2 separate regions of the Homo sapiens genome follow, and region 2 is linked to region 1. The links are chromatin contacts, found by Hi-C in ENCODE. All regions are on one chromosome and are shown on one strand. The core of a region is the stretch at or near the end of the contact, and the rest is flanking DNA. Distances in the headings are between cores, read along the strand shown. Region 1 overlaps NRP1 (neuropilin 1). Region 2 has its middle 92 kb from the start of LINC02628.

What was found. A loop is a pair of places that touch in the nucleus more often than their neighbours do. Pooled maps may share reads with other maps.
Region 2: a pooled map shows a loop between it and region 1 (4-fold over the local background). The contact joins two enhancer-like sites. A Hi-C loop is called at or near these places in 1 of 168 maps with a recorded cell type or tissue (cardiac septum), 1 of 37 single-sample maps with no recorded cell type and 5 of 50 pooled maps.

Annotation. Positions count from the first base shown.
Region 1 is chr10:33,246,128-33,250,572 of GRCh38, forward strand. The region is part of intron 6 of NRP1 (neuropilin 1); the gene reads right to left. Among named protein-coding and RNA genes, the nearest start is that of NRP1, 86 kb to the right of the region's middle. Within about 2 kb of position 2,669, at least 6 of the 41 ENCODE cell types and tissues checked have a DNase peak (open chromatin) inside an H3K27ac peak, as active enhancers do.
Region 2 is chr10:33,507,256-33,511,700 of GRCh38, forward strand. No RefSeq gene overlaps it. Among named protein-coding and RNA genes, the nearest start is that of LINC02628, 92 kb to the right of the region's middle. Within about 2 kb of position 2,061, at least 8 of the 41 ENCODE cell types and tissues checked have a DNase peak (open chromatin) inside an H3K27ac peak, as active enhancers do.

The DNA of each region.
Region 1 (4,445 bases), core at 1,419-3,918:
TTCTTTTTTTTTTTTTGGTAATTTCTACAAAACAAAACAATCAGTTAAAAATATCCAAATAATCATCTCTAATGTGTGCACCTGTTTTCCCCAAATCATACCCTCCTTAAAAAAAAAAACACCTTAGAATTTAATCCATCTCTACCTACATATTCCCTTCAAATGACTCCCTGTGATGTGAAAAGCCATGGTCCCAGGACAACATTAGGAAAAGTTCCTCAGGACACTGTAGATTATGGAACAGACTTCCTGGGTGGAAACTCAGTCATAGGTAACAGACCTCTGCTTCATTAATGGGTAGTATGTAAAGCATTTATTTTATGGAGGAAATAGAAGTCAATGCAGAATCAGGGTAAGCACCAAAAGCTCACCTTGGGGAATTTTTTTTAAAGCAAATTGTCTTCCTTCCAGATGAATGTTTTGGTTGAAACAGCATATTAGTATTAGTTGCAATAAACACACACACACACACACACACACACAGAGCACACCTGGGGAATCCACATCCATTTGAACAGCTGTATTTTCCCTAGTTTTGCCAACACTGTATTTTACATGCATCATTCCACATTTGGGTAACCCAGTGAGCTATTTTTGTCAGTTCTCTACTTACAGATTTATAAAGTATCATTTTAATGTAATTTTGGCAATTTACTAATGATCTGAATGAGTTAATACACCCCCTAAAGTGTCTGGTTTATAGGCACAGAGTGTTTACAATCAGGATAACCTGGTCCTATGTATGCTCTGGATCAGTCAATTTAGCAGATGGAACCAATTCTGAATACAACACTATGGACAAAACCTGTGAGAAACCAGCAATTTGGTGAAAAAAATCAAAAATGATTTCACAGGCGATACCTCTTCCACGCTCAACCCATTAATACTGGAGAATAAAAAGATCTGTCCAGAAAGTTTAAGAGAAAAGAAAATTGTATATGAAACTTGTTAAAACAAATGACATTCTAAAGCTTTAAGGTAAATTACTTCAGTTTCTACTTTCAATGTGGGGAGATTCTAACTTTAAAGATAAAACAAGGGTTTCAAGTAACAAATTCTTCAAATTGAATATGTCAGCACTCACTCATCCCACCTGAAATGTGATAAATAAATATCATACTACCATTTTTCAGAGGAAATATTTCCAAGGGCTCATAAGTTATTTCACTCCATTTGGTCTTAAAGGAAGTCCAGGCCCTTCACAGCTCCTGAAATCAGGTCTACGCCATTGTGTTATTTTTCATGTCCATTCTCTGCAAGTTGTAACAGGCAATTCAAATTTTGAATCATGACAGAGCCATTTTGGAAGTTGCCAGAAGCAACAACTCACCACTCTGGATGGGATGTTGGTGAAGTGTATGGATGGGAAACCTTGGAGGACTGAAGGAAGGACCCTGGGGCCGAGGGTGGCAAACCTGACTGTGTCTGACAGCCTCGTCTGTGGCCCATTAGGCCTGATGCCAGGATTAGTTATGTTTCTCCGAATAGCTGGCATGAGAGTATCTCTCCAGCATACCTCAGTCGCAAGAGCATGCAGTGAAAAACATAATCAGAGTGGCCAGAGAGCTTTGCAAGCCTCACCTGCACCCTGGCTGGGTGTCACATCCAGAGGCAAGTGGCAATGCACGCGCTGGCCACGGTTTGACTTCTCCTTCTGTGCCTGCTGTCTTGCTTCCTGAGTCTGAGGAAGGATATCCACGTCCATTGTGTAAGACCGTGATTTCTCACAAGTTATATCTTTCTCCGGAGTCAGGACTTTGGTGAACCATTTAACCCCACTGGGCCTCAGTTTTCTCATGTGAAGATGGGGGTAAAAATCTCTGGTCAACTGACCTCACTTTGTAAGACTAAAATAGGACGTATATAAAAAGTGCTTTTGGCCAGGCGTGGTGGCTCATGTCTGTAATCCCAGCACTTTGGGAGGCTGAGGCAAGCAGATCACTTGAGGCCATGAGTTCAAGACCAGCCTGGCCAACATGGGATGACACGCCATCTCTACTAAAAATACAAAAATTACCTGGGCTTGGTGGCACACGCCTGTAATCCCAGCTACTCAGGAGGCTGAGGCAGGAGAATCGCTTGAACCCAGGAGGTGGAGGTTGCAGCGAGCCAAGATCGTGCCACTGCACTCCAGCCTGGGCAACAGAGCGAGACTCTGTCTCAAGAAAAAAGTGCTTTTATAAGGGAAGAGCGCTATGGAAACATAAGATTTCGTTGTTAGAGTATGTGTCACAATTAATTTAAAAATCTTTCAAGCAACCCTAAAGGCCATTTAGATTGGACCAGTTTCTCATGTTGAACTTAGAAGAAGGGCATTTACTTTCTTTTGACACTATTGTCTCAAAGGACTAAACATGACTGTGTGTGTTTCAATTCCATTCAGCCCATCTCCCTACCACACTAAGGGCTTTCATTAATGGTCCTTCAGAGAGAAAATGGGGAAGACGTTAATATTATTTGAGAAATACATATAAGGCAAAAGGAAAACATGAAAACAAGCTTCTTCAGCAGGTTGGCTCCAGTCCTTCTCTTCTGGAACTTTCCTTCTTCTCATACCTGAGAATTAATATCTGCACTAGAAAATGGAGTGGAGAAAGAAGAGGCTCTTGCCTCAAGGGTTTGCTGATGTGGTCTTATAGGTACAGACTGTCTTCCTTTAGGTTTCCTTCTGTGTGACTAATCCACAAGAGGGCTGATTTACCAACCCAAACAGGATGTGGTTTAGAAGTCAACCATTCTCTGCTCCTCCAGAATAAGTGAAGGCATAAATACTCTAGTACCACAATTTTTTTCCACAAGAGAAAAAGTCCCCAAATTTGGAGAAGAGTAGTTTCAGCCCGAGTTGGTTTGTCAAGTAATTTAATTTCAAAAGTCACTAGGGAGTGTGGTAATCCTGGTGCTATTTTTGTTTCTTTGAACAACAAAGTTCATATCCCACCCAGGTATTATGTCTCTTGTTTTTTTTTTTTTTTTTTTTTTTTGTCTCCTGGCATTTTAATCAGAGAAAAGTCACAGTTATTTTGAGGAAAGCACTCCCAAGAGCTTTAATTAAAGCTGGAAGGATAAATCTGTTTACAGTGTGGTGAACACTATCATTAATAAAACATTGAAATAATTAACGAATTAAATTCTGCTTTGCGTGTCAATGGCTACGTTCAGGATCTTTGAGAACGTCTCCCTAGAAGATGCAGTACACTGTGTACTTAGTTTGCGGAAATGAAAAGGAAAAACTGAAACTGCATTTCTCTGAGATTCATAGATCACAGATTGAGAGAGCCTGAATGGAGTGAAGGCTACGTTATTTTTATTTTATAGGAAAAGAAACTCAGTTTCAATGAGCTTAATGGCCTGGGTTCTAATGATGTGCTTGAAGAGGAAGATTTTGATCGCACCACTGATACACGGAGTCTGTATTTTGCATCCTAGAATGATTAACCAGAAACAAAGAAAGGAAAAAGGTAAAATTAATAATAAGATCAGCAGCTCTGGGACACAGAATAAAGAATGGAATAATCTGGAAAAAAAGGCAGGGCAGGCAAATTTCATAGTGTGATTAACTCTGCCACTGACAATGAGGAAATTTTAGTAGCTCAGGATATGAAGTGGCTTTTTGAGCAGGATATGGCTGTGTGCAAACCTTCACATTGGGACTTCCTTCACGCTCCTTCTCACTAACAGGCTCCTTGACTTGTTTTTAAGCTTTCTGGCAGACAACGGATCTCACAGGAAGCTCCAATGTGGACGTTCATATCGACAGTTAATGATGCATTGTTTTTTTTTTTAATGCCACTCAGTAATTTCCTAGGGAAAACAATGGGAACCGAAGCTTGTTCCTGTCTTGATGGAAAGTCAGCTTCCAATATCGCCTTATTAATTTAACACATGCAAGTATTTGTGTACTTGTTGTTGCTACAGCAACTTGTTTTGTGAGGGCATATTTCATGCAAAATGTGAAAAAGCTGAAAAAGAAAACAAATGTCATCTGCATACTTATGTGCATATAAATAGAAATGTATGTGTGCTAAGGTTCTTGTGATTAGAGGTACGTGCCTCTTGCCCTCAGTATAAATTATGCTGTACTTGTTGGTTAATTTACAAAACATCTATCTAATGAAAACAACAAGCCAACCACTTCCAAGGAGTTTCAGAAAAGCTGGAAACACATGAAATTATTCATAATTAGGTGATCAGTGGATGATAACAGCACCCACCCTGTACACAGACACAAGAAGCATGTAAATGAGCCTGCTGAGCTCGGAAGGCGAAAAACGGTAATTTTACCTCAAGGTGAACCTGAAGCTAAGCTTTTGTGACTTTCACCTTTCAGAGGGATGGAGCAGCAAAGTCCCTGCATTGTAGGCTTAGAAATAGGAAGCACCCAACCCATCTCAACGTGATTCAGCAGGGAGGTGATGGACATTTCATAAAATAGGCTTGAAAGTATA
Region 2 (4,445 bases), core at 811-3,310, 260 kb after region 1:
CCTTTTCCCACTGGGCTGGAGGAAATAAAAGCTTGACCATTCTTGAGGTTTCTCTATCACCATCTTCAGCAGATTTGAGCAGGGCTTGGGGATCTGCCTGACATGTCAAGATATTGGATAGACTAGGCCCCTCTGTTTGATGCCTGTTGAGAGGCACATTGTCCCTGGCCACGTGATAATCTCTGTTCTGTGGGCTTCTGTACCAAGCTTGGGACCAAGAGTCTTGGGGCACTTCCCCAGGTGTATCACACACTCACCTTCCCTGAGGTCCCGCCATGGCCTCAGGGAGCAGGAGCAGATCCTCATACTCTTGGACTAGGGAATTTTTTTTTCTTTTTTTTTTTTTTTTGAGACAGTCTCATTCTGTTGCCCAGGCTGGAGTGCAGTGGCGCAATCTCGACTCACTGCAACCTCCACCTCCCAAGTTCAAGTGATCCTCCTACCTGAGCCTCCAGAGTAGCTGAGCCTCCAGAGTAGCTGGGAGTACAGGCATGCGCCACCACGCCTGGCTAACTTTTGTATTTTTAATAGTGACGGGGATTCACCATGTTGGCCAGGCTAGTCTTGAACTACTGACCTGAGGTGATTCACCTGCCTTGGCCTCCCAAATTTCTGGGATTACAGGCGTGAGCCACTGTGTCTGGCCTGGACTAGGGAAATCTTAATTGCTCTGAGAAAATGCAATCTCCTCTTCTTTCCTCCCTCCCTCCTTCTCTGTCTTTTACTCTCTCTTCTCTCCCCGTGAGAGAGCTGCACTTTGCACTCTTTCTTAAGCCACCGATCTTCTCAATGGACTCAGAATTTTGACAGCTTTTACAGTAGGGAACCCTACCACAGCACGGACCTTGATACCTCTTTGAACAGGCGAAGGTCAAGGCAAAACACAGAGTGAAAGCTTCAATAAATATTTCAAAACACACTCTTGCCACATCACCTTTCGCTTATTTTTACAATATGCTGCACGCTTACTCACTCTCACACTCACAAACATAACTGCACAAACATCATTTCCCATTCTTTTGATGTTTAAATACTTTCCTTCTCCTATCAGATGAAGTTTATATTATCTAGGCTTTGTCTCTGACAATTCTGATGTTGTTGTTATGGAAATATGTCAAGACATTTCTTTGTAAAAATTCCCAATGAGGCTGGGCACAGTGGCTCACACTTGTAATCCCACCACTTTGGGAAGCTGAGGTAGGAGGATCACTTGAGTCCAGGAATCAAGACCAGCCTGGGCAACATTGTAAGACCCCATCTTTACAAATAATAGTAATAATAATTAGCTGGGCATGGAGTGCATGCCTGTAGTCCCAGCTACCCAGGAGGCTGAGGTGGGAGGATGGCTTGAGCTTGGGAAGTTGAGGGTGCAGTGAGCTGTGATCATGCCACTGTGCTCTAGCCCAGGTGACACAGTGAGATTCTATCTAAAAAAAATTTTCCAATAAACTTTACATTATAGTGATGCCCCTGTGGTTGTGGGCAATGTATAAATGATTTGACTAATTTTTTCCCATATGTCAATTCAACCCTCAATATTTTCCAAATTTATCTTAGAATTTATATTTAAATTTATGAATTATCTTGAAAGACCTGATTGTTTGGAATCTACCCTCATCTATTCTACTTATTTGAATCTTTAGAAAGATTATTAAAGGAATATTTAAGTGTGTTGTTTCATGGAAATTAGGAATACCGAGTTATAATGTAAATATATTCATTCAGAAACTGGGGTGGGGGTCGGGGGGGAAGTCCTCAGGGAAGATACAGTATTCACTATTGACGTTGGTTTAATATTGCTTTGTACAGTTGTTTAATATGTACGTTGTTTGTATTTTATCTTGTATATATCTCTCCACCACACATTAATCCTTGGACTGTTAGTACATACAGAACACATGTCGGGATGCTTTCTCAGTGGACCTCATCTTCAGGGATCATTTTATTTCCACAGTTTAGTGCCTCCTTACTAGAATAGAGAACTCCATAATTTTTTCTAAAGATTCTATCAGTCTTGATCCAATGTGCTAGGTGATAAATGACTGAACGCTGGCCCCGGAGGGGAAGTTAGCAATGAGTCATGCTGTCTCCTAGTAACCAGTCAGTAAATAGCTTCCAGCAAATATTTTAAACCTCAAAGCACACTTACCTTTGGTATTATCCTTAGACAGACTATCCTCATCTATATCTGCACTCTCATCTCTCTTTCAGAACTTCTAAGAAAGGAGAAAAAGTGGGATCGGGTTTGCATATGACGTCACCCCCTTGAAAACCCACATGAAAACATTCCTACCCCAGGGAGTCTGTCTCAACAAACCTTTTCCTTGATTTGTTTCTCTGTATTTTGCTTGCCCTCAAATGTTATGAAGCCATGTATACTCCACGTAATTTTCATTTGTTTGTTTCTAGATAGGCCCTTCTATGTAACTATTCAATGAGTCCATACTGATGTGTGATTTCAGAGTTTAGCATGGAGGTCAGCACACGATCAGAACAGAAAGCGACACTCAAGCACCCTGCTCACACATCCCACCAATGACACTGTTTCAGACTAATTAATTTACATGTGTAAAGGTTATTTAAAACATAAATCCTCCCTAAGTGAGAGGTGGGAAAGGGGAGAATTAAGCCTATTAATCTTGTTCACCTTATCCCCACGTAAGACTGTTTTCTTTAGACATTTAGGGTCAGACTCTGTAGCATGGGAGTCCTTATTAGGGATATGGAAAAAAACACGAGAGTTCGTTTTGGAGCATGGAACATCAAAAGATGTGTCTATGTAAATGAATGCAAAAGGCTACTTTAGATGGACAGAGAGCAGCAAGAGAGCTCCAGACTTTAGCAAAGGAGGGATGCAAAGAGAAATAACTAGGAAGGGAAGATGAGTAGCAGGAACCAAGGTCACTGTGAACCCTCTTAGCCTAACTCTAAGGTACGGCTGCAAGTCTCTGAATTAAACTGTGAGCCTTTTAAAGATGTGATTTCTTCTGTTTCCTTGTTTTCCTCTAAAACTCTATACAGAGTAAGTGTGCAGCAAATGTTTGCTGAACAAATACACTTCCATTTTAGGTAAAAAGTATAGATGGTCCCTAGACAGAAAATAAAGCACTAAGACTGTTTGGCAGGGTTATAAGAGGTAGCGCTGAGATTTTGCCAAGAAGGCTTTTGGCTTTTGGCTTTTGGAAAATTAGTCCCAAAAGTTAGTGCTCTCTTGGATAAACTGAACCCCCGATCCTTCTTCAGGGCATCTTTTAAAATTTATTTATTTTTTATTTTTTTCAGACCAAGTCTCACTCTGTTGCACTCCCAGGCAGGAGTGCAATGGGGTGATCTCGGCTCACTGCAACCTCCACCTCCCAGGTTCAAGCTATTCTCCTGCCTCAGCCTCCCAAGAAGCTGGGATTACAGATGCTCGCCACCATGTCTGGCTAATTTTTGTATTTTTAGTGGAGACAGGGTTTCACTATGTTGGCCAGGCTGGTCTCGAACACCTGTCCTTAGGTGATCCACCCACAGGGCATCTTTTTTTTTTTTTTTTTTTTTCTTTTTTCTTTTTCCTTCTTTTTATTTTTTTTATTTTTTATTTTTATTTTTATTTTTTTTATTATACTCTAAGTTTTAGGGTACATGTGCACATTGTGCAGGTTAGTTACATATGTATACATGTGCCATGCTGGTGCGCTGCACCCACTAATGTGTCATCTAGCATTAGGTATATCTCCCAATGCTATCCCTCCCCCCTCCCCCGACCCCACCACAGTCCCCAGAGTGTGATATTCCCCTTCCTGTGTCCATGTGATCTCATTGTTCAATTCCCACCTATGAGTGAGAATATGCGGTGTTTGGTTTTTTGTTCTTGCGATAGTTTACTGAGAATGATGGTTTCCAATTTCATCCATGTCCCTACAAAGGATATGAACTCATCATTTTTTATGGCTGCATAGTATTCCATGGTGTATATGTGCCACATTTTCTTAATCCAGTCTATCATTGTTGGACATTTGGGTTGGTTCCAAGTCTTTGCTATTGTGAATAGTGCCGCAATAAACATACGTGTGCATGTGTCTTTATAGCAGCATGATTTATAGTCCTTTGGGTATATACCCAGTAATGGGATGGCTGGGTCAAATGGTATTTCTAGTTCTAGATCCCTGAGGAATCGCCACACTGACTTCCACAATGGTTGAACTAGTTGACAGTCCCACCAACAGTGTAAAAGTGTTCCTATTTCTCCACATCCTCTCCAGCACCTGTTGTTTCCTGACTTTTTAATGATTGCCATGCTAACTAGTGTGAGATGATATCTCATAGTGGTTTTGATTTGCATTTCTCTGATGGCCAGTGATGATGAGCATTTCTTCATGTGTTTTTTGGCTGCATAAATGTCTTCTTTTGAGAAGTGTCTGTTCACGTCCTTCGCCCACTTTTTGATGGGGTTGTTTGTT